2 separate regions of the Homo sapiens genome follow, and region 1 is linked to region 2. A link is an interaction called in ENCODE POLR2A ChIA-PET data of the cell type or tissue named here. Cell type or tissue: HepG2. All regions are shown on one strand. Links, peaks and the distances in the headings refer to the core of each region. The heading gives the core; the rest is flanking DNA. Region 1 has its middle 37 kb from the start of FAM222A. Region 2 overlaps MVK (mevalonate kinase).

What was found. ChIA-PET counts read pairs that join two places held together with the same protein. Peaks named below come from ENCODE experiments on the same cell type or tissue, not always from the same donor. Only the 100,000 strongest peaks of a DNase experiment are listed, where the experiment ranks them.
Region 1: POLR2A ChIA-PET joins it to region 2 with 5 read pairs; 4 of 35 experiments call an interaction of 5 or more read pairs at or near these places.

The regions. Positions count from the first base shown.
Region 1 is chr12:109,674,437-109,679,804 of GRCh38, forward strand. No RefSeq gene overlaps it. Among named protein-coding and RNA genes, the nearest start is that of FAM222A, 37 kb to the right of the region's middle. In HepG2, for the core only: no CTCF peak of the experiment used is centred there; no DNase peak of the experiment used is centred there; H3K27me3 peaks cover 1,685 bases.
Region 2 is chr12:109,584,445-109,589,812 of GRCh38, forward strand. MVK (mevalonate kinase) reads left to right here. Exons shown (of 11, transcript NM_000431.4): 6 at 1,578-1,681; 7 at 2,310-2,355. Among named protein-coding and RNA genes, the nearest start is that of MVK, 13 kb to the left of the region's middle. In HepG2, for the core only: no CTCF peak of the experiment used is centred there; DNase peaks (open chromatin) are centred at 2,207, 2,707, 4,197 and 4,577.

The DNA of each region.
Region 1 (5,368 bases), core at 291-5,290, 90 kb after region 2:
CTCTCTGAGACCCCCACCAACTCCAAGGTCCTGTGAGTCTGTGGTTTTCGTCCCCCAATCCCTTAGAGTTTGTCAGCCATCTAGACTGGAGGGCCCTTGTGTAGTTTCCAGAAACTGGCTCCCAAAAGTTGATTCTGCCATTCTTTTCCTATGCTGGAATCTCTGGCCTGTGGCAACTCTAAGAGTTATGCTGGTGGACCCAGTGACAGATGAGGAAACTGAGGCCCTGGGTGAGGCAAGAGTCACCAAGGCCAGCCCAGAGCTGGAGGTGGGACGGACATTGGAACCTAGACTACTGGTTACCCCGGGCTGGGCTTCTGCAGGCAGCACTTTTTTTTTTTTGAGACAGAGTCTCACTCTGTCACCCACGCTGGAGTGCAGTGGCGCGATCTCGGCTCACTGCATCCTCTGCCTCCTGGGTTCAAGCGATTCTCCTGCCTCAGCCTCCTGAGTAGCTGGAACTACAGGTGCATGCGACCACGCCCAGCTTTTTTTTTTTTTTTTTTTTTTTTTTGTATTTTTAGTAGAGATGGGGTTTCACCATGTTGGCCAAGATGGTCTTAATCTCCTGACCTCAGGTGATCCACCTGCCTCAGCTTCCCAAAGTGCTGGGATTACAAGCACAAGCCACTGCACCTGGCCTGCAGCCAGCATTTTTGCAGCCTTCTCTGTGCAGAGAAGAAGCTGGGCGTGTTGGCTTAGTCTGAGTGTCCTACTTCAAGATGTGACCCATCTCAGGGTCACCAAGCCCTAAGCAGTGCTCCCCACCACACACACAGACACAAATCAAATACATTGTACGTGAAGACCCCATAACAGGAATAGGCACTACCCTGTGTTGAGTACTCACTACATAGAAGCACTTCCCACCTGTTTCATCTCATCCTCATGTGTAGGAACCTGAGGCAAGGAACGCGTTCAAGGACACACAGGTCAGAAATAACAGAGTTGGAACTTGAACCTGGGTCCTCTTGACTCCAGAGTCTCTGCCTTTAACTTTGATGCTCCAATGTCTCCCCAGTGAAGTCAAGCAGAGAAAATGGGTTTGCAAACTGCAACAGGCAGGGCCGACCTGGGATCAGAGGCCTTGATTGCTCCTGGGTTTGGGGGGTGGGGGAGTAGGAAGAGGTGCCTGGCCTAGAGGCTGCAGTAGCAAGAACCACCCACTGCGCCCTCCAGAAAGGGGCCCCCGTTTTCTTGTGATGCCAGGGAAGGTCGGGCAGTGAGCACATTAAATAAGGCCATAAATTTGTCATGAAGACTGGAAATGAACAGGGCTTATCATTTATGGATGGAATAATTAAGCCACTGCTTTTGGTGGCTTTGCCGAGGGCTGTGCCTGGACTCCAGGCATCGCCAGCAACCAAGTCAGGGACCCCTTGGGGGATTTCACTGTCATCCCCCGAAACCCCAGCATCTCACACCAGACACTGAGGAGACTCCACCAGCGGCCAGAACAGCCACCTACTCAGTCAGTACAGACCTCCCGGGCTGCATGAGGTCATAAAAACCCTGACCAATCCCAGGGAGACCCCTCTCTCAAACTCTGCCCATGGAGGGGTTGCCCACCTCCTTAGATAGACGTGGTGGACCTGGCTTCCTAGAACAAAAAGAGGCCCCTGGTATGGTAGAAAGTGTGAAGCATTTAGACCACCCTGGGTTCAAATCTTGGCTCTCTCATGCTCCAGCTGTGTGCCTCTGGGCCAGTCACTTCACCTCTCTGAGCCACCTCTCAAAAATGGGCAAAATAGACCAGGCACAGTGGCCCATGCATGTAATCATTGTATTTGGGGAGGAGGTAGGATTGCTCTAGGCCAAGCGTTTGAGTCCAACCTGGACAACACAGTGAGACTTCATCTCTACAAAAAACATTTAAAAAGTAGCCGGTGTGGTGGTGCACACCTATAGTCCCAGCTACTCTGGAGGCTGAGGCAGTAGGATTGCTTGAGCCCAGGAGTTCCAGGTTACAGTGAGCTATGATTGCACCGCTGCACTCCAGCCTGGCAGACAGAGTGAGACCCTGTCTCTGAAAAAAAAAAAAAAAAAAAAAAAAAAAAAAGAGGCAAAATAGTGTTTAGTGTTGTATGAGTTATGTGGAGGATCGAGTTAAATCATAGCTATGAAGTGCCTAGTGAGGATCAGGCATCTTGTAAGTGCTCTACAAATCCAGCATGTCATTTCTTTCACCCAACAGAGTTCTCAGGCAGGACTAGAAGGCTCAGAGAGGCAAGGAGACTCAAATGAGGAAACACAGCAAGTGAGCAAAAAGTGGTGCCTACTTCCTTCCCCTGGAGTTCCCTGTCATCTATCATGCATGGTAGAGGGCTCAGCTCATTCCCCAAGAAAAGACTGAGTTCCAGTCCCCTCCCTGCTCCCAGCTACGGCAGGTCCGTGGAGGAGAAAGGGAGGTCATTGTACAGGTGATTGTAGCCACTAATATTTCCAGAGCTCTTGCAGTGGGGTAAGAGCTATCCTAGGTGCTCTGCACTTGTGATTTCATTTTATTCTCCAAACAACACTTTGAAGTGGGAACCATTATCATCCCCATTTTAGAGGTGAAGAAATGGAACTCACACCCAGATCCTTGACCTGAGTCACTTAGCCAAGATGTGGAATTTGTGTGTGATTTCCTGGGTCCCAGCAATGTCAGGCTTGGGGGAGCATAGCAAATTAAGACTATTTGGATTCTGCCGGCACATTCCAGATTTCCAGCTTTGCTATTCCATGTTCTTGAGTGGGTTCAAGCCCTTTTTTTACAGATTGGGAGACTGAGGTCCAGCCATTGAGGCAGAGCCTTAGAGCTTGCCCACTAGTTCTCCAGGGCCTGTCCCATCAGTGGCAGACACCAAGGCTGATGCAATCAGAGAGGCCTCTGCCACCTGCCTTGGGGAAAGGTCTGGACCCTCCTTGCATCCCCACCCCACCCACTCTCCATCACTATGGCAACCATGCAGGTGAGCCTCATCACTGCTAATCCTCTAATTACCAGCCACCTCTTCAATCGGCTGTAATTACTTTGGGGACACAGTTAACCTCTCATTAGGAACGCACGGCCGCTTTCTCCAAAAGCACAGCAGTGACATGCCTAGTAATTTACCGCCCCGGCTCGCAGGGCCGCTTTGTATTTAACTCGGGCGCCATTGCATCCCTGTCATTACTCCAGCCCGGTTGTCATGACGATTAATCATTCAATCCCTCATCAGCAACTTTTGCCAAATGTCACCCTGCTCTTGATCAAAATCCATCCTGCAGCCCGACACTGGGGGACTAATGACTTGGAAATAGGCTTCCCCATTCCTGAGAGCTTTTCCCCAAGACTCCTTTTCAGCTCCTTCCAGGAAAGGGAAAGAAAAATGTGAGCTCAGTGTGAAGGGGGGTGAAGGGGGTGGTGAGGGTGGCAGAAAAATTAGCAGGTGTTGAGTGCTTACTCTGTGCTAGGCACCTGAGGGACATCCATGCACCCAACCCTAATGGCAACACATTTCCTAGAAGGGAAAGTTGAGGCTCAGGGAAGCTGAGTGGCTTGCCAACAAGGAAGTATAGAGAGAGTCTTCCTTAGATCTCTCTGATTCCCAAGCTGGGCTGTTTTGACCAGACCTCAAGAATCTTGACTATCACCAATTATCAAGGATCCTGGAATGCCAGAGTTTGGGACAGCCCAGTTTAATGGGCCAGAAATTAGCTGGCCCATAAAATCCAGGGCAAAAAGCATTAGAGACAAACCTGGGAACTTTATGATAAGGAGCCCAATCCAGGATGAACAGATAACTGTCGTGAATACCTATGTCCCAAACAACATGGCAGCAACATCTGGCAAACAGCAACCTCAGAATCCAGATGAAGAAATAGGCTGAAACATATTGGTAATAATGCCATAAAATTATCTAGACTAAGATTCTTGACCTGGGGTCCTTGGAGCTTCATGATGGACTTTGGTGGCCCATGAGCCCCCTGAGAATCACGCTACATTTTGATTGGATGTATGTGCATTTTTCTAGGAAGATGCTACAGAAAATGGTAAGAACTGCTCTAGCACATTTCTCTCATCTTTCCCCGTATCCCTATTTTATAGAAGGGAATACTGAGGCCCAGGTAGGGGCCATGGCTTGTGCAAAGTTCCACAGCAATTCAGGGTGGAAACCCCAGGTCCAAGCAGGGATGAACTCTTTCTCAGATGCCTAGAGCAGCCAAGTAGGGCTGGGCAGGCTGTGCAGTGCACAACCCCAGGGGCCTTCATGAAGACATTGATGTGCATGACACTCTCCTCGATGGGTTCTGCTAGATCAAGGGGAAGAATTTTTTCTCCTTCACAGTGGCTGCCAGCCCCCCAGGTCCGCAGACTTCTAAGGAAGACCAGCCCCCAGTCCTGCTAAAGGAATCTTTCCTAGGCCCCTCCCAGGGAACGTTCCTGCTGGCTGGGCCGCCAGCATGTGTGAGACATAATTACAGCACGTTGTAAATGGCATTAACAGACTGTCACAGCAGCCACATGGTATTAGCAAATGGCTCTGTCTTCATCAGGCAGTCCCCGCAGCCCCCGGGATAGAGCACTTCCCAAGGGGTCTTCTTCCAGGTCCAGGCTGCATAAGCCTCCTGGTGGGGGACTAGGGGTGGGGGCAATGATTCAACTAACAGAGACCTGGCGGTTCTCCAAGGCTTTCTGAGGTCTCAGCAAAAAGCTGAGTAAAAAGTTAGGAAATCTGATTTGTAAACCTAGTTCAGCAGCAAACTTTCTGTGGGGGACAAACTAACCTTTATCAGGCAGCTACTTATGTGCCAGGTGTTCTAGAATGTAATCTTATTTAAACCTCATAACAACAGCTAAACAATTATATTCACCTTGCTTTACTGAGGCTCAGAGGGGAAAGGTCGCTTGTCCAAGTCCCTTCAGCTAATAAGTGGCAGGTGTAGGATTCAAACCAAGGTTTGATGCCTTCAGAACCTGGGCTTTTCCATATATCATGTGGCTTCTTTGGAAAATTCTTTGATCCGTTTTCTGACAATAGAATCTATAGCCTTGAGGGTAATTGTCTAAAGCTGCCAGCCCACTGGAAAGTCACCAGCCCCTGAGCTCTACTTAATGGGGCTTCCATGGGAGCAACATAGTAACAATATGGTAATAATTGAGATAATAACAATTGTTAAATGTTTCCATACAGTTTATCCTATGATTCTTTGTAACAAACCTATGAAGAAAAAGGAACAAGTAGTCCTATTTGAGAGAGTTGAATACTAAGGTCCAGAGGGGGAAAGGAACTTCCTCAAAGCTCCACAGTAAGTCTGTGGTGGAGCCAGGATGAATTCCCCTTGTGTCCTAATTCTCAGTCCTGTTGTTTTCCCACAAGCCACTGAGAAAGGTGTCCATAGG
Region 2 (5,368 bases), core at 78-5,077:
ACACAAAGCACTTGTGTATTTTTTCCATCTCAATATCCTCAGTGAGATAGACACTATTATCCCTGTTTTATGGATGAGAAAACAGGGTTTAAGGTGAAGCAGTTGCTCACAGATGCCCAGTGAGTCAGTGATAGGATGGGCTCCAAAAAGGGCTCACTGGCTGGGCACGGTGGCTCACGCCTGTAATCCCAGCACTTTGGGAGGCTGAGGTAGGCAGATCGCTTCAGGTCAGGAGTTCGAGATCAGCCTGGCCAACACAGCAAAAACCCATCTCTACTAAAAATACAAACATTAGCCAGGCGTGGTGGCAGGCGCCTGTAATCCCAGCTACTCGGGAGGCTGAGGTAGGAGAATCGCTTGAACCCAGGAGGCAGAGGTTGCAGTGAGCTGAGATCGTGCCACAGCACTCCAGCCTGGGGGACAAGAGCGAAACTCCATCTCAAAAAAACAAAACTAGGCTGACTGCTTACTCCATAACTCTGCCACTGAGCCACATCATTCTCAGAGGTCAGAAAACCACCTTTAGCTTCTGCTGTTTCATGAGGAAGGGAATCTGCAGAAAGGAAACAAAAGCTGAGAGAAAAGAGTGGGGAAGTGGGGTTGATCATTTTGTCTTGTTCCATACTCATGTGTTTTGGGTCTGTTCATTTAAACTGTTTGTGAGCCCACACCTGGTCCATGGAAGGCAGTGAGGCCACGTGCTTGGGAGAGATCCAGACATGGTTGGGACGAGCCTGGCCCCTCCAGGGGTCTCTGGGGCTCCTGGGATTTGAATTCATAATGATCGTGCTTTGGATCTACTTGCAGGGCCCTGGGAAAGAGTCACACCTCTGCCCGTTCTTCTTAAAGGCAGGCTTGGTTCAGGTGTGGACGCTTATGCAGAGGTCTGTTATAGTGGCAGTTGCCACCTGCTGCTTGTGGACACCTTGCCATCATTAGACACACATGCAGCTAGCCTCTGAGGAGGGTGGGGGTTCCAATTCTCCAGGGAAGGATAATGAGGCTCAGAGAGGTTAGATAACAGGCCCAGAGTCACTCAGCTAGTAAGAGGCAATGCAGGGGCCAGGTGCGGTGGCTCATGCCTGTAATCCCAGCACTTTGGGAGGCCAAAGCGGGCGTTCGAGACCAGCCTGTCCAATATGGTGAAACCCCGTCTCTACTAAAAAATACAAAAATTAGCTGGGCGTGCTGGTGTGCACCTGTTGTCCCAGCTGCTCGGGAGGCTGAGGCAGGAGAATTGCTTGAACCCGGGAGAAAGTGAGCTGAGATTGCACCACTGCACTCCAGCCTGGGTGACAGAGTGAGACTCCGTCTCAAAAAAAAAGAAAAAAAAAGAGGCAAAGTAGGACCACGGGAGTCCAAAGCCCAGGCTGTTTTGACTGCGCCAGGTGGGCTTCAGAGGGAAGGGCGCACACTTGGCACGCTCCGTAGCTGGAGAGGTTCAGAGTGGACTTGTTCTTTCTGAGCTCAAGGGCCCAAGCTCCTATGCCCCTTGGCCTGCCCAGCACAGCCCCAGGTGACCCCTCCCCAGCCCCACTCCTCACTGCCACAGTAAAGATGAACATCTGTGTCTTCAGGTGGACCAAGGAGGATTTGGAGCTAATTAACAAGTGGGCCTTCCAAGGGGAGAGAATGATTCACGGGAACCCCTCCGGAGTGGACAATGCTGTCAGCACCTGGGGTAGGTGTGGCCTCAGGTTTATTTTATTGTTGTTATTTTAAAAATTCTTATTACAATGGTAGGTGCCCAAGAGTCTGTGCTGGTTTGGGAGGAATCGAATCAATGGATTCTGGAAAAAATAGCATTTTCCTATTTTGGGGGGAATGGGGAGAAATCTTGGGGCCCTGTCTCACACCCCCTGAATCAGAATCTCCGGGGGTGGAACTGGGGCCTGGGAAGCTGCAGCTTCCACGAGCTCCCCAAGAGAGTTGTAGGTTCAGGATGCAGAGCCGTTGCCGTGGAGTTTGCACACCATCCAGGTGGCCTCCCCTCTGGCAAGAACTCTTGCTTACAGGGCCCAGATGCTGTGTCCTGGGCCCCACCTTCACCATGTGGCTTGTCGGGGGAAGCTGGACAGTCTGGAGGGAGGGGGACCCAGGAATCCAAGGCCTGGCAAGAGCTTCCTGGTGGGGCTTCGGGGACCTTTTGCCCTCCTGCACCTTTTGTAACTGAAGCTGGGCTGACTCATTACTTAGCCTCTTTCCTGAATGGGGCAAAATGAACCCAACCCAAAGTTCAACCTCTCTCCCAAGTAGCACAGATATGTTAGCTTTTCCCACAGCTCTGACCCACTGGTTTTTCTCTTTAGGAGGAGCCCTCCGATACCATCAAGGGAAGATTTCATCCTTAAAGAGGTAACCTGGGGGTGGAGCAGCACATTCAGCCATGGCTGCATTGATGTGTGCAGGGGGCAGAGCTCTGCACCTTTGGGAAGTACCATAGGAGGCAGGTGTCCCTGGCTCTTCATCCCCCAATGTGGCCCTCACAGTGCACTAGCTGCAAGGAAGCAGGGGTGGTGGGGAAGACCTGCTCTCTCCTTCTCCCCTTCAGCTCTTAAATTGCAGAGATATCAGAAAGGGAAAGTCATGCATGGCTGTGCCCGTAGACTCTCAGCTGCTCATTCATTCATTCCTGTATTTGCTTAGTAAACAAGAATCCATTACTTCCTGTGTTCCCGATGATGCTGCACTGGGGCGTAGGAATGGAGAGATGAAGCTTGGGTACAGTTTCCAAGGACTCTCAGTCTGCTTGTGGGGGTGGGGCCAGACACACACAAAAGCCGCCACAGGACAATGTGAGAGTCACCATGATGGAGGCACACAGGGCAGAGGCAGGATGGAAGCGGGAGGGAGGCTTGGGAGGGGCTTGGAGCAGAAGTGACATTTGGAGACTCTCAGCCTGTTTTATGTTTCTGTGTCCCTCCCGCTGGAATCATTGGAATCACAAACGTGCATGTGCGATTTCAGCATTCTCTGTTCTGTTTGCGATTTCAGCATCCTCTGTTCTGTTTGCACCCACGGCAGAATTGTTGGGTGCCTGGAATGAAACGCATGGCAGAGGGGAGCCAGGTGCCTTTTTGACTGTTCCCTAAGCCCTTGATCAAGTTGTGGGGTGGTGTTTGTCCCAGGGCACTTTGCCACCTCCATGGGCCTTTTCGCATCAGTAAGGGTCCTGGGGCTCTCTCCTCTTTACTCAGGGCGGTCTTCATGGATGAGTGGCAGGTCCTGGCCTGCAGCCCCCACCAGCTGGGCCACTCCATTAGTGGCTCAGTAACCTGGCCTGCCACAGCGCCACACCTGGGCCCCCGGCTAGTTCTCTGGGATCTTTCTGTCCCAGCTCAGTCATGCCTCCCTTTCCAAGGCTGTACGTCAGAGTTGTCAGCATTGGCACTATTGAGATTTGGGGCTGGGTTATTCTTTGTGGTGGGGCTGCCCTGTGCATTGTAGCCATCCCCAGCCCCTACCCACTAGATGCCAGTAGCACCCTCAGCGTGGCAATCAAAAACATCTCCAGACATTGCTTAGTGTCCCTTGGGAGGCAGAATCACCCTTGCCGCCGACCTTTGCACTCCGCAGAAGCCAGTAGGAGCGTGGAACAGCTTCCTCGGGTTGCTCCAGCAGTCGTCAGGAGAGCCTCGGGTGCCGAGGTGAAGCTGGTCTGCCACCGCCCCGGATCCATGTGGAACCAGAGCTGGATCATGTGGGGGAGTCTCAAATGCCCGGGCCCCGGCCTGTCTTCAGGAGCCCACGGTCTGATGGGGAAGGCGGTCACTGGAATCGTCAGAGAGAAGACACCTGAAGGGTTGTGAAGCTGCTGTGGGTGACAGTGACAGGCGTCTTAGATCTGGCTGCGAGCCTGGGGAATCATTCATGGAAGTGGTGGCATTTCATTCCTTCAGTGTCTCCTGAGAGCCACTTGTGGCCTAAGCACTGGACTAGGCCCTGGAGCTAGAAAACTGATGAAGACGTGGGCTGGGCACCGAGTGTACGGTCTACTGGGGGCATCAGGAGATGAATGAGGAGGTTTCCAAGGGGGGCGGGCAGGGGAACGGCCAGGGGAATGGCCAGGCGTTGCTGGTGTGCTGGGCGGAGGCGCTGGGTCCACAGGCCTAGGTTTGAGTCCAGCTCTCCCACTTGCCAGCTGGTGCCCTCAGGTGAGTCACTTCTCCCAGACCTCCAGCTCCTTGTTTACTTAGGGGGATCTTGAACATACAATCAGAAGCGGTGGCTCTGAAGTGCTTACCTGTTTGCTGGCCGAGTTCATTCATCCTTTCCACAAGTATCATTAAGCACCTACTGCGTGCTGAGTACTGGGGCCTCCGCAGGGAACAAAACAAAGCCCCGCCTCCGTGGAACTCATACTTTGTTGGGAGAGGAGAAAAAATCAGTTGTCTGTGAGAGCATATCAGGCAGTCTTAAGCACCTTTAGGAAACAAGGCAGGGTCAGAGGCTACAAAGAGAAGGAGGGGTCCGATTGGATGGGGGTTCGGGGGCTGCTGGTGAAGGAACATTGAGCAGAAACCTGAATAAGTCACGCCGCTATGGGGCGGGGCTGGTCCCTGGCAGAGGAAGCGCGGTGCAAAGGTCCTGAGACGAGCACGCTGCCTGCCGTGTGACACAGTAGCTGGGAGGTCAGAGTGGCTGAGTGGAGTGAGCAGCCTGGGGAGCGAGGAGAGAAGAAGAGGCTGGGGCAGTGGCCAAGCCCGGATCACAGGAGCGCTTACCAGGCTTACCCCCTGCGTGGTGGCCGCTGGATGGGTATGAGCCCTGGATCTGGTGGGGCTGGTGACAGGCCTGTCTGCAGAGGACTTGTCTAAGAAAGATGAAGATGCAACACCCAAACTCCTCCCGCCTGGCTAGATGGGAGCATGGAGCAAACCAACCTTTGCTGCCTGCTGTGGGGTGCCACGGGAGCAGATGGCGGCTTCACAGAGAAGCTGGGGGCCAGACTCCACGTTAATCCCATGGATGGCTTAAGGAGCTTCCCCCCACCAACCATGCGTGGTGCCTCTCTGTAAAGAAAAAATGCATTGTTTGTGAAGTGGATCAAGATGCGGCCTCCCAGAACGCTGCCCTTTTGAGGAATGGCTTGTCTTAGAAGGGAAGAGAAAAGCCAAATAGAATGTTCATCTTTTGTAAAGTTAAAAAAAAAAAAAAGCCAGCCTCCAAGGCTGAGAATCGATATTAATTTCATGGGCTTATGGGCAGTGAGATAAAGCAGGTTTCTGGCAGCCCTTTCCAGCCCTATTGGATTTTACAATCTTGAACTGTGAAGACAGCGAATAAAGGTATCAAGGGCTCTGCCCGTCTCCAGCTGTCTCGGGCCAGAGCTCATCCAAATCCCCCACCTTCCATCCCAGCCTGCAGC